3 separate regions of the Homo sapiens genome follow, and regions 1 and 3 are each linked to region 2. Evidence: read pairs that join two places in POLR2A ChIA-PET (ENCODE). Cell type or tissue: MCF 10A. All regions are shown on one strand. Links, peaks and the distances in the headings refer to the core of each region. The heading gives the core; the rest is flanking DNA.

Evidence for each region. Peaks named below come from ENCODE experiments on the same cell type or tissue, not always from the same donor. Only the 100,000 strongest peaks of a DNase experiment are listed, where the experiment ranks them.
Region 1: POLR2A ChIA-PET joins it to region 2 with 80 read pairs; 14 of 35 experiments call an interaction of 5 or more read pairs at or near these places.
Region 3: POLR2A ChIA-PET joins it to region 2 with 69 read pairs; 19 of 35 experiments call an interaction of 5 or more read pairs at or near these places.

Annotation. Positions count from the first base shown.
Region 1 is chr1:153,668,272-153,675,174 of GRCh38, reverse strand. ILF2 (interleukin enhancer binding factor 2) reads left to right here and starts at 4,182. Exons shown (of 14, transcript NM_004515.4): 1 at 4,182-4,257; 2 at 4,945-5,004; 3 at 5,297-5,339; 4 at 6,618-6,722. The coding sequence starts at 4,253. It overlaps TRX-CAT1-1 (tRNA-iMet (anticodon CAT) 1-1), which reads right to left and starts at 3,925; the gene lies at 3,854-3,925. RefSeq lists enhancers at 2,913-2,962, 2,973-3,052, 3,603-3,742 and a silencer at 3,783-4,162. In MCF 10A, for the core only: CTCF peaks have their summits at 3,017 and 3,983 (motif pointing left); a DNase peak (open chromatin) is centred at 4,134.
Region 2 is chr1:153,608,176-153,615,078 of GRCh38, reverse strand. S100A16 (S100 calcium binding protein A16) reads left to right here and starts at 1,942. Exons shown (of 3, transcript NM_080388.3): 1 at 1,942-2,127; 2 at 6,902-6,903. It overlaps S100A14 (S100 calcium binding protein A14), which reads left to right. Exons shown (of 4, transcript NM_020672.3): 4 at 57-824. The coding sequence ends at 194. RefSeq lists enhancers at 5,163-5,876, 5,552-6,751. In MCF 10A, for the core only: no CTCF peak of the experiment used is centred there; DNase peaks (open chromatin) are centred at 1,938, 3,948, 5,688, 6,058 and 2 weaker places.
Region 3 is chr1:153,523,560-153,530,462 of GRCh38, reverse strand. No RefSeq gene overlaps it. Among named protein-coding and RNA genes, the nearest start is that of S100A6, 9.0 kb to the left of the region's middle. In MCF 10A, for the core only: no CTCF peak of the experiment used is centred there; DNase peaks (open chromatin) are centred at 3,242 and 4,132.

The DNA of each region.
Region 1 (6,903 bases), core at 1,020-6,019, 60 kb before region 2:
TTGCTTGAACCCAGGGGGTTGAGGTTGCAGTGAGCCGAGATCCCACCACTGCACTCCAGCCTGGGCAGCAAGAGTGAAACTCTGTCTCAAAAAAAAAAAAAAAAAAATAGCCGGGCTTGGTGGTGCACACCTGTAATCCCAGCTACTCGGGAGGCTGAGGCACAAGAATCACTTGAACCCAGAAGCAGAGATTGCAGTGAGCCGAGATCACACCACTGCACTCCAGCCTGGGCAACAGAGCAAGACCCTGTCTCAAAAAAAACAATAAATAAATAAATAAATAAATAATAATAAAAGAACTAATAAGATAGTGAGGCCAGGCACAGTGGCTTACGCCTATAGTCCTAGCACGTTGGGAGGCCAAGGCAGGTGGATCACCTAAGGTCAGGAGTTCGAGACCAGCCTGGCCAACGTGGCAAAACCCCGTCTCTACTAAAAATACAAAAATTAGCCGGGCGTGGTGGCAGGTGCCTGTAATCCCAGCTACTTGGGAGGCGGAGGCAGAATTGCTTGAACACAGGAGGCGGAGGTTGCAATGAGCTGAGATCGTACCATTTCACTCCATTTCGAGCAAAACTTCATCTCAAAAAATAATAATAATTAAAAAAATAAGATAGTGAGAAATTATTGGTGTGACAGCATGAAAGTACAGGAAAGTAGAGAAGTAAGCCCAGCAGTAGGGCTGATTTTACCCTGGGGTCATTTGCTGATTTGGAATTAGTGGCAGAAAATAGGTTGTGTGGGGCCGGTGAAGTCCAGGCCGGGTGTGGTGGCTCACACCTGTAATCCCAGCACTTTAGGAGGCCAAGGCGGGAGGATGGCTTGAGCTTAGGAGTTTCAGACCAGCCTGGGCAACAGAGCGAGACCCCATTTCAATTTTTTTAAATTAAAAAAAAGAAAAAGGGCCAGGCACGGTCGCTCATGCCTGTAACCCCAGCACTTTGGGAGGCTGAGATGGATGGATCATGAGATCAGGAGTTCAAGTCCAGCCTGCACAAGATGGTGAGACCCCCCATCTCTACTAAAAATACAAACATTAGCCAGGCGTGGTGGTGCATGCCTGTAAGCCCAGCTACTCGGGAGGCTGAGGCAGGAGAATCACTTGAACCCAGGAGGCAGAGGTTGTAGTGAGCCGAGATTGCGCCACTGCACTCCAGCCTGGGCAATAGGGGGAAACTCACTCTCAAAAAAAAAAAAAAAAAAAGGAGTCCAAATGTCCCCAAAGGTGATAACCTTGGTAAACCACCTTCGTGTTTTGGGCTAGGATCTCAAAAGGCTGCACTCCTAGGGGCAACCTGGGAGTAGAATAAATAGAAAATCTAAGGTCCTGCTTGGTGCCTCACATCTGTAATCCCAGAACTTTGGGAGGCTGAGGTGAGGATCACTAGAGCCCAGGAGTTGGAGACCAGCTTAGGCAACATAGTGAGACCTTATCTCTACCAAAAATTAAAAAATTAGTTGGGTGTGGTGACATATGCCTATAGTCCGAGCTACTCTGGAGGTTGACACAGGAGGATCGCTTGAGCCCAAGAGGTTGAGGCTTCAGTGAGCTGTGTTTATGCCACTGAACTCCAGCCTGGGCAACAGGAGTGAGACCCTGTCTCAAAAATAATAATAATACAGACCCAAAATATTAAAAGACCAAAATTAAGAACCAAATGATAGATTTAATACTATGTTAGACTAAACTGAGGAGCAAGTAATAAATTGGAAGAAAGGACAGCAGAAACTACCTAAAATGAAGAATGGATAAAAAGGAATGAAAAGCATAAAAAGAGAGGGTAAAAGGCCTTTGCAGTGGCTCATGCCTGTAATCCCAGCACTTTGGGAGGCCGAGGTGGGTGGATCACCTGAGGTTGGGAGTTCGAAACTAGCTTGAGCAACATGGAGAAACCCTGTCTCTACTAAAAATACAAAATTATCCAGGCATGGTGGTGCATGCCTGTAATCCCAGCTACTCGGGAGGCTGAGGCAGGAGAATCACTTGGACCTGGGAGGCAGAGTTTGTGAGCCAAGATCACGCATTGCACTCCAGCCTGGGCAACAAGAGCGAAACTCTGTCTCAAAAAAAACAAAAACAAAAACAAAAACAAAAACAAAAACAAAAACAAAACAAAGACTAGCCTTGACAACATATAAAGTACCCCATCTCTACAAAAATAAATAAATAAGTAAGCCCGGGGCCAAAGGAGGTGGCTCACACCTGTAATCCCAGCACTTTAGGAGACAGAGGCAGGAGGATCACCTGAGGTCAGGAGTTTGAGACCAGTCTGGCCAACATGGTGAAACCCCATGTCTACTAAAAATACAAAAATTAGCTGGGCAGGGCCGGGCATGGTGGCTCACGTCTGTAATCCCAGCACTTTGGGAGGCCGAGGCGGGCAGATCACTAGATCAAGAGATGGTGACCATCCTCGCTAACACCGCGAAACCCCGTCTCTACTAAAAATACAAAAAAAAAAAAATTAGCTGGGCGTGGTGGCGGGCGCCTGTAGTCCCAGCTACTCGGGAGGCTGAGGCAGGAGAATCGCTTGAACCGGGGAGGCGGAGGTTGCAGTGAGCTGAAATAGCGCCACTGCACTGCAGCCTGGGAGACTCCATCTCAAAAAAAAAAATAAAATTAGCTCGGAGTGGTGTGGCCTGTGCCTTTGAGTAGTCCCAACTACTAGGGAGGCCGAAATGGGAGAGTCTCTTGAGGCCAGGAGGTTGAGGCTGCAGTGAGCTATGATGGTGCACCACTGCACTCCAGCCTGGGCAACAGAGTGAGACCCTGTGTCTAAATAAAATGAAATAATAGAAGAGAGGGTAAGAGACAAAGAGATTACTGGGGGAAAAGTCTAACCCGTCTTTATTTGGAGTTCAGGAACGAGGGAAATAATAGGTAAAACTAATACTTGAAGAGATAATAGCTGATAAATTTAATAAATGGACGACAAACCTGAAGCCATTGATTCAAGAAGCTCAACAAACCTCAAGTAAGATTTTTTTTTTTTTAAACGGAGTCTCCCTCTATCGCCCAGGCTGGGGTGCAGTGGCGCCATCTCAGCTCACTGCAACCTCCGCCTCCCGGATTCAAGAGATTCTCCTGCCTCAGCCTCCTGAGTAACTGGAATTACAGGCGCCCGCCAGCACGCCGGCTAATTTTTGTATTTTTAGTAGAGACGGAGTTTCACCATGTTGGCCAGGCTGATCTCGAACTCCTGACCTCGGGTGATCCACCCGTCTCGGCCTCCCACAGTGCTGGGTGGCCACAAGCCACCGCACTCGGTCCGCTTTTTGTTTGCTTGTTTTTTAAAAATTAATAATATTTATTTTAATCTGGATGGTGGTTACGTGGCCAGAATACGTTTAGACTTAAGATGTTTACGTTCTGCTGTAGTAAATTAAATATCGAAAAAGTACTTATGGAAGGGAGGTAGGTGAGGGATAAAAGTCTACAAGTTGGGTTCAGTGTATACTGCTCGGGTGATGAGTGCACCAAAATCTCACAAATCACCACTAAAGAATTTATGTAACCAAGCTGGGCGCTGTGGCTCACGCCGGTAATCCCAGCACTTTCGGAAGCTGAGGCGGGTGGATCACCTGTTTCCATGGACATGGAAAACCATGTTTTCCACACTAATTCAATCAATATACTCCTCTCCTATCTAAAACCTGTTTCTCCTGCTTCGAGTTTGTAGACGTGCAGTGTTCATAGTTGCCTAAACTCCCTTTTCCCCATCAACTTCAACTGCTAGTGGCAAAAATAGCTGATATTGGTTGCATTTTTGAGGTAGGAAAATTGGCAAGATATTTTCCTTCACTAAAGAAACGTAGATTACGTATGCCGTACAGGGCAATGAAAAAACTCCGATAGCAGAGGATGGTTTCGATCCATCGACCTCTGGGTTATGGGCCCAGCACGCTTCCGCTGCGCCACTCTGCTATCTAGAACTAAAATTTCTCATGATTGTTATAGAACACTACGTAGTCGTTGTCCTGACTTCTTTAGTGCCACCTAATGTCTGATCAAAAATTCGTCATTACTATAGAACCAGTTCTTATTGGCTAGTTCCTGACACAGTAGGCGTTTTTTATTGGTTCATAAGCCCGGTTTGACAAAGTAAGCCAATAGGCATAAGCGATGGGGTAAGGCGGGAGCCAATCGCACCGGGTTTTATTGGGACACGCCGGCAAGACGCCTCTTCAGTTGTCTGCTACTCAGAGGAAGGGGCGGTTGGTGCGGCCTCCATTGTTCGTGTTTTAAGGCGCCATGAGGTAAGTGGGTCGAAGCGGTCGAAAGGTTTCAGGTATTCGACGGAAAACTTTGTGAACGTGGGCCGAAAGAAGTCGGAGTATCAGAAAGGGCCATGTATCCGGGGGCTGGCCAAAAACCTGAGAACTCCTGGTCTAGGATAGTGGGAGAGATGGAGGCCGGTAGAGGCGGGGAAACTTGGGCCCGGGATGGGGTTCGGGCCCAGGAGTGGGGAGGGGGGTTCGACACCTTTGTCTCTGAAGGGTTGCGATGAGGGGGTGTCCTCAAGCCCCTGGAGGAGCTCCCCACCTTTCCCCCGCCCCCGTCATCCGGGCTGAGAATGCTGGAGCGAGCCGCATTCATCCTCAGTGCGAAGGCCTTGACATTAGGACACGCCCGATAAATGTGTACCTTAGTGAAGAAATGAGCAATCTTTAGCCTCCGAAGTATTAGGATTCGTGTGGCCCAGGATTATGGGTTATTAAGTGTAGGGCTCACTGAGCCCCATCATTACTTGATGGGGGTTGGATTAACTTAGAGGAGGTTATGGGGGTGTAACTGGGCACCATTTGGAATGGGGACAAGTGTAAGTGTGAGTGGGGTCTCTTGCCTACCGTTGGGAGGTTCCGAGGGATGAAAGTAGCCAACCTAAGATGATATGGCCGGTGGGTATTCCTTCAATGAGGTCAAAATAAAATCTGCATTTCTAGGGGTGACAGAGGCCGTGGTCGTGGTGGGCGCTTTGGTTCCAGAGGAGGCCCAGGAGGAGGGTGAGTACCAGCTTTTAGCATCTCTGCACTTGGTTGTTAGTTTCTGCTTGTCATCTAAATAGGAGTTTTAGAGTAGACTAATGTCACTTGGTTTTGCGAGAGCCAACTGTGGTCTTTTCCTGCACTCCTGTTAAATGAATTTGGCCCCACTATGCTAAGAATGATTCTTTCCCTCCCCGGAGACTTTGTCACTCATTCTGAGGACTGACATGTTTTCAAAATTGTTGGCGTGTTATTTACATCTCGCTTGATTCCTACCTAGGGAATAATTTGGCTGTTTTTCATGTTTTAGGTTCAGGCCCTTTGTACCACATATCCCATTTGACTTCTATTTGGTGAGTACCTTGGGTTAATGATACACATTTTCTGGTCACTGTTGAAATGGAGCCCAGTATCTCCCAGTTAATGAAGTTAGATGGTGGTTGAAGAGGGCAGACACAGTGCCTCACGCCTGTAATCTCAGCACTTTGGGAGGCCGAGGCAGATGGATTACCTGAAGGTCAGGAGTTTGAGACTAGCCTGGCCAATATGGTGAAACCCCGTCTCTACTAAAAATAAAAAAGTTGGCTGGGCATGTGTCTAATCCCAGCTACTTGGGAGGCTGAAGCAGGAGAATTGCTTGAACCCGGGACGCGGAGGTTGCAGTGAACCAAGATGGCACCACTACAAAAAAAAAAAGATGGTTGAAATAGGGAGGGAAAGTGATTTGTGAAAAGATTTGGGGTTTTGAGTCAACTGTGTGTTGCTTTACATACAGAAACAGTGTAAGCATGGTGGGGAGAATAATTCCTTGGCTACTGTTGGCATTAAACATGATTATAATCTTTGTTCTGAACAAGTAATTGTATTTATGGTATATCTGTTACTATAAAGATAGTGATAGCTTAAATTATGGCTATTCCAGCTTTTATCCTTGTTTGAACTTTTTATTTTTTTTGAGACAGTCTCACTCTGTCACCCAGGCTGGAGTGCAGTGGTGCAATCTTGGCTCACTGCACTGAACCTGGGAGGCAGAGGAATCAGGACCTCTGCCTCCAGGGTTCAAACGATTCTCCTGCCTCAGCCTCCTGAGTAGTTGGGATTACAGGCACCTGCCACCATGCCCAGCTAATTTTTGTATGTCTGTTTAGTAGAGACGGGGTTTCACCATGTTGCCCAGGCTGATCTTGAACTCCTGACCTCAAGTGATCTGCCCACCTCAGCCTCCCACGGTGCTGGGATTACAGGTGTGCGTGACCCACTGTGCCTGGCCTTTGAATAAATTTTTTTTTTTGAGGCAGGGTCTCACTCTGTTGCCCAGGCTGGAGTTGCAATGGCGCGATCTTGGCTCACTGCAACCTCGCTTCCTGTGTTCAAGGGATTCTCTCACCTCAGCCTCCCAAGTAGCTGGGATTACAGGTGTGAGCCACCACGCCCAGCTATCACCTCAGCCTCCCAAGTAGCTGGGATTACAGGTGTGAGCCACCACGCCCAGCTAATTGAACAAATTAAGCAGTAAAAACAAGTGTAGAATTTTCTGTTTTTAACCTTTTTCTGTCGTAGTAATAGAAAAAACAATCTCTCCTGTATATTATCTTCGGCAAATAGAATGTAGTTGTTTACTTCTGGTTTAGTGTGAAATGGCCTTTCCCCGGGTCAAGCCAGCACCTGATGAAACTTCCTTCAGTGAGGCCTTGCTGAAGAGGAATCAGGACCTGGCTCCCAATTCTGCTGAACAGGTATGTTCTTTTGGCTGTCTTCCAGAAATGTCTCTAAAGCAGTTAAAAGTATTGGTAAAGAGTAACTGTTGGTAAGGTTAAGAATGGTGTTAACAGAGCCTGAAATCCACAAAGGGTTTAATTGTTCTCCTTATTTCTCATTGTGGGTGGAGATAGCCAGGTGGATATATAAACAAATTAC
Region 2 (6,903 bases), core at 1,163-6,162:
GTGGGAAGATTGGAAGGTGCTGCATCCCTGAGCCATGGTTTCTTCACTCCCCTCAGAGCAACTGTGGCCTGGAAGAGAAAATTGCCAACCTGGGCAGCTGCAATGACTCTAAACTGGAGTTCAGGAGTTTCTGGGAGCTGATTGGAGAAGCGGCCAAGAGTGTGAAGCTGGAGAGGCCTGTCCGGGGGCACTGAGAACTCCCTCTGGAATTCTTGGGGGGTGTTGGGGAGAGACTGTGGGCCTGGAGATAAAACTTGTCTCCTCTACCACCACCCTGTACCCTAGCCTGCACCTGTCCTCATCTCTGCAAAGTTCAGCTTCCTTCCCCAGGTCTCTGTGCACTCTGTCTTGGATGCTCTGGGGAGCTCATGGGTGGAGGAGTCTCCACCAGAGGGAGGCTCAGGGGACTGGTTGGGCCAGGGATGAATATTTGAGGGATAAAAATTGTGTAAGAGCCAAAGAATTGGTAGTAGGGGGAGAACAGAGAGGAGCTGGGCTATGGGAAATGATTTGAATAATGGAGCTGGGAATATGGCTGGATATCTGGTACTAAAAAAGGGTCTTTAAGAACCTACTTCCTAATCTCTTCCCCAATCCAAACCATAGCTGTCTGTCCAGTGCTCTCTTCCTGCCTCCAGCTCTGCCCCAGGCTCCTCCTAGACTCTGTCCCTGGGCTAGGGCAGGGGAGGAGGGAGAGCAGGGTTGGGGGAGAGGCTGAGGAGAGTGTGACATGTGGGGAGAGGACCAGCTGGGTGCTTGGGCATTGACAGAATGATGGTTGTTTTGTATCATTTGATTAATAAAAAAAAATGAAAAAAGTGAAACATGTTGTCTTGACTGGACACCCCCTCCCTGAGGGTCCACGGGTGAGAGGAGCTTGGGGGTGAAAGGCAAAGTCATTGGTAGGGTGGGGCACGTGGGGCTGGAGTGGTTGGCTGTGGAAGTGAATGGGGACTCACTTTTCCCTATGGGTTTGGGTTGAGGGTGGTACCAGGTCCAAAAGGGCAACATGGTCCTCTCTGAGGGACAGGCTCCTCTTTGCCAATGGGCGGGCCCTCTTATAGGAGAGGAGGGTATGTGTGCACACTTGGGGAAAAGGATATTAGTCCAGGTGTTCTGAGCCCTGGCTGGCACAACCAGGGAAATGGGGTGGGTGGGGGTGGGGGGCGGTTAGAAACAGGCTGACTGGCCTGAGTTTGAATCTCAGATCTGCCACTTATCATTGGAATTTTGGGCATGCTCTTAGTATCAGTTTCCTCATCTGTAAAATGGGGGATATGAATATTACTTCCACAGGATTGCCAGGAGGACAATGCCACACATCATGTAAAGCACTTACAGAGAGCCTGACACATGGTGAGTGCCCAGTGACCCAATATCATTCCCGCTGGAGTGGGCAAGTGGGCCCCTCTTTGGTTTCAGCTGCTGCCCTAGTGTAGGGAGGTCGAGCTGGCCAGTTTCCTTGGGTATCTTAGGGAAACGGTGGGGTGTGGGGAGTTTCCAGAGGAGTCTTCTGGTGTACATGAGGGATCTTAGGGCTGGGTCTCAGTAGAGCTGATGGGTCAGACTAGAGACAGAAGACCAGGGAGCCAGACAGGTCCCTGGCATCTGCCTTCTGATTTGAGCACAGAAGTCGGGCGTTACTCCTGAAACCCCAGTGGCAAGGAGGTTTCTGTGGCCAGTTAGGCTGGCCTGGAATGTTAACTGAACTTGTCTGTTGGGAGCCCCTGAAACTGGGATCCCAGTGACCCAGGTGAGAAAGGCAGGTGATAGTCCTTCCCTTCCTTTCTCTACCCTGTCAGGTTCTGCTCAGCCCCTGCGGGGCTGGGAGGGTGGGGTTGGGGGAGTGCCAGTTTTCACCACTCCCTCTGGGATGGGGGTAGAGGGGTGTGAAAAAAGGTGTGTATCCCTTTAACAAGGGCCCAACCCCAGGGCCAAGTCAAGAAGGAGCTCAGCCACTATCTCCCCACCGAGCCAGCTCAGCGGGCAGGGCTGGGAGGGAGTGGGACAGATTCTGGGAGTGCAGCGGGGAGGAGTCCCGGCTGGGCTGAGCGCAGGGAGCTGCTTGGCAGTGCCAGAGCCCAGGCCCCAGAGCCCTGCTGGAGAGGAGGCAGACTGAGGCAGCAGGTGAGCACCCTGGGCCCGGCCTGGGAGGTCTTCGGCTGCCGGAGGGCCCCACAGTATTGGGAGGCCAGGAGAAGGGGCAGTGAAGGGGGCCTGGGGAGAGGGGCCTGCCAGAGAGCAGGCAGGAAGATTTTGGTAATTATTAACTTTCTCCCACAGGCCAGTTTAGGAATGGGGAGTCCTGGGGGGTTGGGGGCTGGGTGAGGCCTTTAGAGGGATGGATGGGATGGTGAGACCCCCTCCCTGCCGCAGCAGCTGACGGAGCTCCTCTCCAGGGGCAGAGTATTTGGAAGCTTTGACCACAGCTACTCGATCCTCCCCAAAAGGAGAGGACAAATGCGTGTTGGTCTGGGTTGGGGGTGGTCAGAGCTTGGACACAGGCCTTGCTGGGCTCTGGGAGCTGTGTCCTAGGGGAGGTGATGGGGTCCAGAAGGAACCAGGCAGTTTCCAGGGAGCCTGAGATTCCGAGAAGAGGAGGCGGGGGCTGAGGTGGCGTCCCCTCTACCTCACGACCCAAGCAGACCCCACTGTGTTCCAGGAGCTGTTCCTTGAGAGGGATGATGAGATCTGGGAGGAACCCGAGTGAGGCTGTGGGGAGCCTGCAAGCTCCCTGGGAGAGGGAAAGATAGAGAGAGGGGGGCTGAACCTCGGCAGCTCCTCCACCTCAGGACCCAGGCAGGCCCCGGCTTGAGCTGCTTTTCTTGGCAGAGCCACCTGCACTATGGGAGCCTTCCCCTGCCCAGCCCAGTGGGGATGGTGGTGAGGGCAGGGGTGCTGGGGAGCTGGCTCTGCCTTTCCCCACATTCTAGTAAGTGTTGTTGAGGCTGGGGTAGCTGTGTGTGTGTTGGGGGAGGCGGGGGCAAGATCCACACTGAACTCCTCCAACTTCACTTGCCTGGAAAAATTTCAGAGGCTGGCTTCTTGCTCCAAGAACTGAAGTGAGTGGAAGGGTGATGGGTCACCCAAGCAGAGGGGATCAGGAATGGCCGAGGTCCTTGCTCGGTGTGTGTGTGTGTGTGTGTGTGTGTGTGTGTGTGAGAGAGAGACAAAGAGAGTTAGACGCAGAATCCTGTGAGGATGGTAAGGGGTGAGGCAGGGCCAAGCAGGCCCCACTATGCTCCGGGAGCTGTTCCTGGAGAGGGCCTTGTGGAATTGGAGAAAGAACACAGGAAGGAGCAGAGAATGGAACAGCTGAGGCTGGAGAAATTTCATTTGAAACAGCCTTGCTGATAGAGGTGGCATTGTCAGCCCAGTTCGGATGGCACCTTCCCTATATATTGAAGTTAGAGAGGACAAATGAGTAAATGAAAAAGGGAATGAATGAATGAATGTGCAAGAGAGTGAATGCATTATTGAATGAGCAAGTGAATGAATGAGAGTGAATGAATGAGCCAATAAATGAATGAGTAAGCAAACTCATGGTGCCTAAGTGAGCAAATGAATTCCAGGTAGATGGAAGGGACACAGAGAATCCATACTTAGGCTTGACAGTGGGCTAGGCTCTGGAGAGAACAGTGACCAGGAGGGACAGGAGTCTAGGGACACATCCCAACACTTGGAAAAAACTTAAGACTCCAGAGGTGTCTGTGGGGTGAGAAGAGAAGGTGGACTTAGGACGGTGTGGTGGATGTTTGGAGCTCCAGACGGAAGGAGCCTGGGGATGCTAGGGGTGGTTAGGAGGCATTTGGAGGGCGTGGAGCCCAGAACCTGGGGGTGGGAGGGTGGGGCTGGAGTGGCTGGGATCCAGGGGCATGGAGTCAGGGCAATTTGGGCTTTTGGAGAAGTCAGCAAGCTGGGCTGAGGTGGGTGGGGTGGGGGTGGGAGACTGCTTGTTGCTCAATGATGAATCAGCCAAGGGGAAGACAATGAGAACATTGGGGTAGGGCTGGAGGCCTGAGGTGAGAGGGCCCATTGGAGGACACGTGGTCCTCCCATTCCCACATTTCTGGAAGGCTCCTGTGTACACTGTCCACTCAGGCCAGGATCTACCTGTGGCAGGGCCAATGCAGGAACGACCTCCTGCTTGACCTTTCTAGGAAGCGGCTGATGGGATAGAACATCTGCCCGACCCCTGAACCAGGAGACCCGGGGCCTGGCTGGTGGGGGAATGGGGCAGGCGGGAGGAGCAGGTGGCTTGTGGGGTGGGTGGGGTGGCAGATCCTGTCTCCTGGCCTCCAGGGGAGGGAGGCAGAGGAGGATAACGATCCCTGCCTGCCTGCTACCCTATCCTTCCTTCAGAAAAAGCTCCAGAAAAGCACTTGTCAGATGGTTATCTCCAGCACTGTCCATTTTACCGAAGGTGGGGAGCGGGTGGATTCCTGGGAGGAGGGGCTGGGAGCTGAAGCCCTGAGGCACTGGAGCTCCCGCTCTGGGTCTCCCAGTACTCCTGGGAGCAGGTGGCAGAGTCATCTCTGGGGCTCATCTGTGTCTTGGCCACTTGGCTGCTGCCAGAGGCCAAGCAGGGGTTGAGTCATGGTATTGAGGAAGGCCAGGAGGAGACAGCTCAGAGAAATGACTCCAAGGAGGCAGGTGGTGGGAGAGGTGGGCTAGCTTGTGGGGAGAGTGGCAGAGGGAGGTGCACCACCCATTTCCTTCCCTCTTCCTCTCCCTGACCGTTTCCCACAAGATCCCTCATTTAGGGAACAAGGATTGGGATGGTTAAGTGTGGGGAGTTTCTCTGAATTATCTTCCCACTTCCAAGTCTTGGTTGGGAGTGGACTTGGCACAGTCCTTCCAGAAATGGGCACGGTTTTCAGAATCACCTGGAACACTGGTCATGAACCTGAGCCACCTCCAACCCAAGGGCAGCACAGCAGACAGACCACAGGTTGAACAATGGTCTTCCTCTTCAACTGTAAATGTTAAAGTGTTTGTATGAAAGTCTTGCAGCGGTATAGACAGGGAACCACGCAGTTACACACTTAAATAAAAGAATATGGAAAAGCGTGTGGCTTCCTGCCATCCTGGTACTCTGCTCCATCCTCCCAGCCAAGGACCAGAGGGTTTGGGCAGGCGGAGGAGGGAAGACAAGGGCAGGATTTCCCTTCAGAGAAGCCGCAGCCTGACTCTTCCTCTCAACTCTCCTTCCTTCTTGCTTCCTGGCCTGTTCCCTCCTGGTCCCACCCTTCCTTCAGAAGAGGCTTCATGAAAGAAAAAGCTTAAAAGGTGGTCAAGGACGTGCAATACCCGTTATCAGGGCTGGAAGGAGGTGGAATATTTATAGAACGTGTACCTTGAGCAAGGCACTGGACCAGGCAATGTGGGCTGGAGAGATGCAGAGATTAAAAGCAGGGGGTGGTGTATATCCAGGATTGAAAAAACTGTCCTAAAGTCTGAGTCCCGCCGCTTGGTTCAGAAAATACATTGGCCATGTGTAAGAAAAACTATGCTTGTCTCAAGGAACAAGACAGGACCCAGAAAGACACCGTGGCCTCACCAGTTAGTGGGCCCCAGCCAGTGCTAGCTGAGTGGTGATGACAGACACGTCTGTGGGAGTCAGGGAGGATGGCACCCAGTGCAGGGGTCAAGGCAGGCTTCCTTCGGAGGCGTGGCTTGGGCGGGGCGAGAGTGATTGGCAGGCTGGCTGGAGAGGGCAGGGCAGCCGGCATGGGAGTAGGAATGGCCACAAGTGGCCAACGGAAAGCAGGTGGCAGGACAGGAGGCTGTGGTGGGGCCTGACCGAGCAGCCTTTCCTTCCAAATCTGACTGTGGCTTGCTCAGGCCCCTATGGTGGCTGTGACCCTGTTTTGTCCATCTCCTTTCACCAGGACCCGCCGGGTGAGGGTGACTGGAGCACATTCCTGGGCTTGGGGGTGGGAAGGGAGTCTGATTTGCCTGGGGTTGATGTGGGGGGGTTTTGGGCATGGGCCGTGACTCACAGAGTAGATCCAGATCCGCCTGCTCCCCTCATATCCTGTTATTCAGAAGGCTGTATCCGCTTAGAAAGTGTCTTTTGTCCTGGGGTGAGAGGGTGACGCATGTGCCCTCTGGCAGTCTGCTGCTGTGTCCAGAGTCCGACTCCAGCTGGGCTGTAACTGGGCTTGGCCCCCGCCTTAGGTAACGATGTGTGGGTGGGGGTGTTCTTGGGTCCTGCTGTGTATTTAGGGATGGGAATAAGGGAGGAGAGGCTAGCAGGGTGTGGCGGGGTGTGTTGGGAGAGCTGCACAAAATCTGATCCAATTGATCTGGACCTTGTCCTTTCCCATAAGGGGCAGCCAGGTTCTGAGACCCGGGACTCACTGTCCTGGAGCCCGGCAAGGGATTGGGGAAGGCCTACATCTTCCTTTCTGCTTTGTTGCCTGGGGCTGGGGTCTCAGCCAGTCCTGGGAGTGGGAGGCAGTAGCCTCTGCCCCTAACCTCCATGGCTCATCCCAGCTGTCCCAGCCATGCTTGGCCCCGGGAGAGGTGGGCCAGCTGTGGAGCAGGGTGGGAGAACAGGTGGACTCTTCTCTTCCCATGAGAGCCTCTTGCCCCGTAGGGCTCTGACACTAGGGATCTTGCTCCCTAGGGCTGGAACCTGGTGCCTGGGGCTGGGGCAGGGCCTGGAGAACCTGTTGAGGCGGTTGAGCTGGGGAGCACCTGGATTAGAGGAGCCGCATAGTTCTCATTCCAGGGCTCACTCTCCCCCACCCACTCTGTTCCCCTTTTCCTGCCACCTTCTTCTCCAGGGACCAGAAACAAGGCAGGAGGAGGGACCCAGGGCCTAGGGTGGGTGTGGAGGAGGAGGAGGTATGGCCTGTGGGTGTCTCTTCTCATCTCCCCTCCTCCTGGTGTCCAGGC
Region 3 (6,903 bases), core at 948-5,947, 84 kb after region 2:
TGGCTCACTGCAACCTCCACCTCCCAGGGTCAAGCAATCCTCCCACCTCAGCCTCCTGAGTTGCTGGGACTATAGGTGTGTGTCACCATGCCTGCCTAATTTTTTTTAATTTTTTTGTAGAGATGAGGTCTCACTATGTTGCCCAGGCTGGTCTCAAAATCCTGGGCTCAAATGATCCTCACATCTCAACCTCCCAAAGTTTTGAGCTTGCAGGTGTGAGCCATCCTGCCCCACCTGGATTTTTTAAATGTCTTTAAATAACATGTTATCATTTTCACCAAGTGTATACTTAATTGTACAATTTATTGACATTGTTGCAAATGCCATATTTTTGTTTATGAAAAAGCCAACCTCTGTAACATATATGTATATATTTTTTGTATTTTATTTTTAATTATTATTATTTTTAAAAAGAGATGAGGTCTCACTGTGTTGTCCAGGCTAGTCTTGAACTCTTGGGCTCAAGCAATCCTTCCACCTCAGCCTCCCAAAGTGCTGGGATTACAGGCATGAGCCACCATGCCTGGCTTATAAAATATTTAAAGAGATTTATTCTGAGCCACATGTGAAGACCATGACCCATGACACAGCCTCAGGAGGTCCTGAGACCATGTGACCAAGGTGGTTGGGTTATAGCTTGATTTTATACATTCTAGGGTGACAGAAGTTACAGGCAAACATCAACACATTAAGGTATACATTGATTTGGTCTGGAAAGATGGGACATCTCAAAGTGAAGACTTACACGTCATAGGTGAATTAAAATAATTTCTGATTGGCAATTGATTGAAAGAGTTAAATTATTACCTGAAGACCCAGAATCAATAGAAAGGAGGGTCTGGGTTAAGATAAAGGATTGTGGAGACTAAAGTTCTTATTATGTAGATGAAGTCTCATAGGCGGCCACCCTTAGAGGCAATAGATGGCAAATATTTCCTATTCAGATGTTTAAAAGGTGCTAGACTCTCAGCTAATCTCTTCTATTTTTTTCATGTGCAACATGATTTTTTATTGATGCATAATAGCGGTACATATTTATGGGGTACGTGTGATATTTTGATACAAGCATACCATATGTAATGATCAAATCAGGGTAATTGGGTATCCATCACCTCAAACATTTACCATTTCTTTGTGTTGGGAACATTCCATATCTTTTTTTCTAGCTGTTCTGAAATTTGCTATACGTTCTTTTAACTAAAGGTCCCTTGCTGTGTTATGGAACACTGGAATTTGTTCCTTCTGTTTAACTGTATTTTTGTACCTATTAACCAACTTCTCTTTATCCTCCCCCGTCCTCTACCCTTCCCAGCCTGTGGGAATCACCATCCTACTCTCTGCCTTTATGAGATTTACTTTTTTATCTCCCATATATGAGTGAGAACATTTGATGTTTGTATTTCTGTATCGTGCTGCAAGTGAAAGGATTTCATTCTTTTTTTGTGAATGACTAGTATCCCATTGTGTATATATACTGCATTTCCTTTATTCATTCATCCATTAATGGACACTTAGGCTGATTCCATATCTCGACTATTATAAATAGTGCTGTAATAAACATGAGGATGTAAATATCCCTTTGATATACTGATTTTCTTTCCTTTTGATATATTACCAGCAGTGGGATTGCTGAATCGTATGACAGATCTATTTTCACTTTATTGAGAAACCGCCATACTGTTCTCCATTGTGACTGTACTAATTTACATTCCCACCAAGAATAGACTAGTGTTCTCTCTTCTGCACATCCTTGCCAGCATCTGTTATTTTCTGTCTTTTTGATAATAGATATTTTATTGATACCCTATTTTAACTGAGATGAGATATCTCATTATGGTTTTGATTTGCATTTTCCTGATGATTAGTGATGCTGAACATTTTTTCATATACTTCTTGGCCATTTGTATGTCTTTAAAAAAATTTTAAACAATTTTATTGAGGTATATATCTATATCTATATATCTATATATATTTTTTAGATGGATTCTCACTTTGTCACCCAGGCTGGAGTACAGTGGCCTGATCTCAGCTCACCGCAACCTCCAACCTCCTGGGTTCAAGTGATTCTCCTGCCTCAGCCTCCCAAGTAGCTGGGATTACAGGTGCCCGTCACCAAAAATTAGTCGCCTGGCTAATTTTTGTATTTTTAGTAGAGACAGGGTTTCGCCATGTTGGCCAGGCTGGTCTTAAATTCCTGATCTCAAGTGATCTGCCCGCCTTGGCCTCCCAAAATGTTGGGATTACAGGCGTGAGCCTTCTAGCCACTGCACGGAGTGGTGGCAGCACCCTACCACCCTTGTTTATTTCCCATTAGGGAGAGCCTTAGCACCCCAGACCTACACGGTTTGGGACAAATTCATCCCCTTTCACAACTCACCAGTTAAGGTGAGATCTTTTCAGCTGGAGAAGAGAGCCCCTTTAGCTCACGGCCATCAGGGGTTAGGATTCCTTCCCAGGGGCCCTTTGGTTTCCAGGGCAGTCCTGTTTCCACTGGCTGAGCTTGTGGCAGAGGTGCTAAGCCATACAGGGCTTTTTCCCATTTATTTTATCGGGGCACTTTGTCTTTTATCGGCCTGGCCTTCTGCACTGATGGCAATTACTTGGACGAGTGCTTTTAAGGAAACCTGGAGGGAGCTGAGGGCTTGTGAAGCAGCCAACAGTTGAGTCTGCCTCCTGTCTCTGCATTTTTCTTTCTCTTTTTAGTCCTGTTATCCTTATTCTGCTCTCAATGATAAAAGACTGAGGAGGTTAATTTGAGGATTTCCTGCATAGCGGCCATGCTGTATTACACAAGAAAACCCAGATGTTTCTTTTTTGAGAGTTTGGGGGTTGAATTTGCCCCAATACTTTAGGATGCAGCCTAGAGGTGAGTCTGAAGGAACAGACGGGGTTTGTCCCATGGTGGGCCTGGGAACCATGTGCTTGGGGGCGGGACTCTTTTTGGAGCATGAACCACACTTTCTCTCGAGGTGTCCCTCCAAGATGAAAAAGGGTTCCACTGTGTCTGCTGAGGGACTTGGGGGTGCACTTTCTAAAGGGGGGTCCCACCTATTAGAAAAGACCACTTGGCTGCTTCCTTGTACCTGCATTGGCCATCCCGCATAAGGCCAATCCAGGTACAAGGAAAACAGGTGAAGGGAGAGCTCTGCCTGTGCTAGCCCAGCGGAGGGGGCGGGTAGGGGAAGACTCATTGTTCCGAGGCTGTCTGAGATCACCTGATTTAGCAACATCTGGGACAGGATGCCTGGCTGACTCCACAGGAGAATTTAGAGTAAGAAAGAGAGGGTCTGAGTCACCCAAAACGTGTGTGAATTTGCTCTGAATGAGCATCCATGGCCAGTTGCATGCATAGGGATTAGGGACTTCCAACCAGAAAATACAGGAGAGAGCCTTCTTCCCTTCTGGGCAAGGTGGCCAGCCCCATTCACCCTCTGGCCTTCAGGTAACACTGGAAAGTGGCCTGGGCTAGTTGCTGTCAATTGCCAGAGGGATACTAGAAGCCAGCTGCTGGGAGACTGAAAAGATAACATAAACTTAGGCCTCTCACCCAAATGGGTGGTAGCCGTAAGACAGTTCCACATGGACACCGTTTAGTTCCACCTAAGTGTAGCTCCAGCCAGAGACCTATAGTTGTTTTTATGCTTAGATGCTGTCCACCAAGGGTCCCCAGTTGGGAAAGAGAAAGAGAGAGGTGAGAGAGTTCCCCATAAGGAGAGAGAGTTCCCCTACGGGCAACTAAAATGTCACAGGTGAGCAGCAACTCTCTGGGGCTGGTAATGTGTGGACGGTAAAATAATTTACCAAGATAGTTGTAGGTAAAGATAGGCAGATTTATTAGAGAAAGTATGAATATGTTGCAAAAGAGCAACTGGCAGAGTCAGCAAGAGAGGAGCTGACTGCAAGGAAACAAAGGCTTGCTGGGGATTTTATAGGATGGCTCTTTTCTGTGTACGGATGGTTACATCGGCACAGCAGTACCGACAATGCCAAGGTTGCAGTGAGCTAACTTCCAATTTCTATCAGCTGAGGGTCTGGTGATAGTTGTGATAGAGGCAACGGCCAGCCAAATGCCTAGGCAGATAGGGAAGTGTCCTTGGAGAACTTCCAACCCGCCCAGGTCATTGTGCACAGGGGCTTGCCTAAACATGTGCACGGTGAAAAATTCCATCCCTTAACACATGCACAGTAAGGGAAATAAATCAATGTGGAGTGGCTCAGACTAAGGGCCCCCATGCACACCGAAAGGTCGGGGTGGAGCCACCAGGAATTCATACCTTATGCAAGGGAAGGAGCCTGACTCTTCAGTGCATATGTGGGAGCCCTGGTATTCAATTGTGAGGTGGAAACCTGTTTGCAGGACCCCTCTATTTGCTGAGAGGGGACCCCTCTTTTGCTCAATAAATTTCACCCTCCTCATCCTTCAATGCATCCATATGCCTAATGTTTCCTGGTTGTAACACAAGAACCTGGATTTAGCTGAGTTAAGGAGCAAAATCCTCTATCAGTTGGGCACAGGAAGATTGTGAGTTATTTGTACATGAGTGCTATGAGTCCTGGATCATGAAGAAAGGCCCACTTATAGCTGATCTGCTTTCTCTTTTTGCTTTTCCCTGGTCCCACCAGCCTGACTCCTTTTTCCTATTAGGACTCCACACCTCTGACAGCTCCATCCTTCGACCCCTTGTGCACAATGACCTGGGCAGGTTGAAGGAGGTTTGGAACTGCTGCTTGCTGGAAAACAATGGCAGAGGTAGCTGCAGACCAGCTTATTAACCTCCTGCCCAGCAAGGAGGAATAGGATCAGAGACCTGCTTAAAAAAGCAGTCTGGCCATGTTTTTGTAGAGCAGCTGTGGTATGCTGCAGGTCCGCTCCAGCCCCCAGTTGCCTCAGACTCCTCAAAGCCCAAAGGCAAGAGTGGCTAAAGCAGCCAAACAGCACAGATGGTGGCTCATCCCTTCCTCTCTGAGCTCCATCCAGGGAGGTTTGAAACCTTTGCTGGCTGGAAAACACTGCCAGGGGTGACTAGAGGTCCATATGAATAAGCAGTCTGGTGGCCTTTCTGTAGAACTGCTGTGCTGTGCTGGGGGAAAAAAAAATCTCAGAAAACCAAGAATAGGGAGAACTAACTTTCTTTCTTTTCTTTTCTTTCTTTCTTCTTTCTTCCTTCCTTTCTTCCTTTCTCTCTCTCTCTCTTTCTTTCTTTTTCTTTTTTTTAAATAGAGACGAGGTTTTGCCATGTTGCCCAGGCTGATCTCTCTCTCTCTTTCTGTCACCCTCTCTTTTTTTTTTTTTTTTTTTTTAGGACAGTCTTACTCTGTCCCTAGGCTGGAGTGCAGTGGCACGATCTCTGCTCACTGCAGCCTCCACCTCCCAGGTTTGAGCTTCTCCTACTTCAGCCTCCTGAGTAGCTGAGAATACAGGCATGCGCCACCACACCTGGCTAATTTTTGTATTTTTAGTAGAGACCGGGTTTTGCCATGTTGGTCACACTGGTCTAGAACTCCTGACCTCAAGTGATCCTCCTGCCTCAGCCTCCCAAAGTGCTGGAATTACAGGTGTGAGCCACCACGCCTGGCCCGATTCATTTATTTTTAGACTTTTGTCTTTTCTAATATATAACTTTAAGGCTATATACTTCATCTAAGTACTATTTTAGCTACCCAATAAGTTTTATATTGTCTTATAAATGTACATAATATGTAACCAGCTGGAGTTACTAAACTCTCTCTCTCTCTCTATTTTTTTTTCTTTGAGACAGAGTCTCGCTTTGTCACCCAGGCTAGAGTGCAGTGGCATGATCTTGGCTCACTGCAACCTCCTTCTCCTGGGTTCAAGCTATTCTTTGGTCTCAGCCTCCTGAGTAGCTGGGACTACAGGCACGCGCCACTACACACAACTAATTTTTGTATTTTTAGTAGAGATGGGGTTTTGCCATGTTGGTCAGGCTGGTCTCGAACTCCTGACCTCAGGTGATCCACCTGGCTTGGCATCCCAAAGTGCTGGGATTACAGGTGTGAGCCACCACGCCCAGCCTAAACAATATATATATTGGTTAGTTCTACACATGTTATATTAACCAGCTTTTGTTTGGTTATATTTACATGTTATATATTTTTTCATTCTTCTCCTGTTAATCTTTTGTATTCTTTTGCTTTAGATTTGTTTTTATGTAAATAGCACATATGGATTTAAAAAATCTGACCAGTTGATTTCTCTTTTCTAACTGGAACAATTAATTCATTCATATGTATTGATGTTACTGATATATTTGTTCTTATTCCTACCATCTATTTTGTGTTCTTGGTTTTTTTTTTTTTTTTTTTTTGAGACAGGGTCTTGCTCTGTTGCCCAGGCTGGAGTGCAGTGGTGCGATCTCGGCTCACTGCAACCTCCACCTCTCGGGTTCTAGTGATTCTCCCACCTCAGCCTCCCCAGTAGCTGGGATTACAGGCACCTGCCACCACATCCTGCTAATTTTTGTACTTTTAGTAGAGATGGGGTTTCATTATGTTGGCCAGACTGGTCTTGAATTCTTGACCTCAAGTGATCTGCCCGCCTCGGCCTCCCAAAGTGCTGGGATTACAGGTGTGAGCCACCTCACCTGGCTGATTTTTCCACATTTTTAAGGTTTCCTTTTCTTTATTGATTGGTCAAAGTGTAGTTTTTCAAATTTTCATTATGATTTCTTATCTTCCCATGAATATTTCTTAGAAGTATATTTTTAAACTTTCATACATGTACCTTTTTTCTAGTTATCCTTTTGTTACTGATTTTTAATTACATTGTGTTTTGATAGCAGGGGATTTATTGTATAATTTTACAAAATATGTTCAGACTTGTTTTGCTCTAGCATGTAGTCAATTTTCATAAAAGTTGTGTGGGTGCTTCAGAAGAATGTGTGT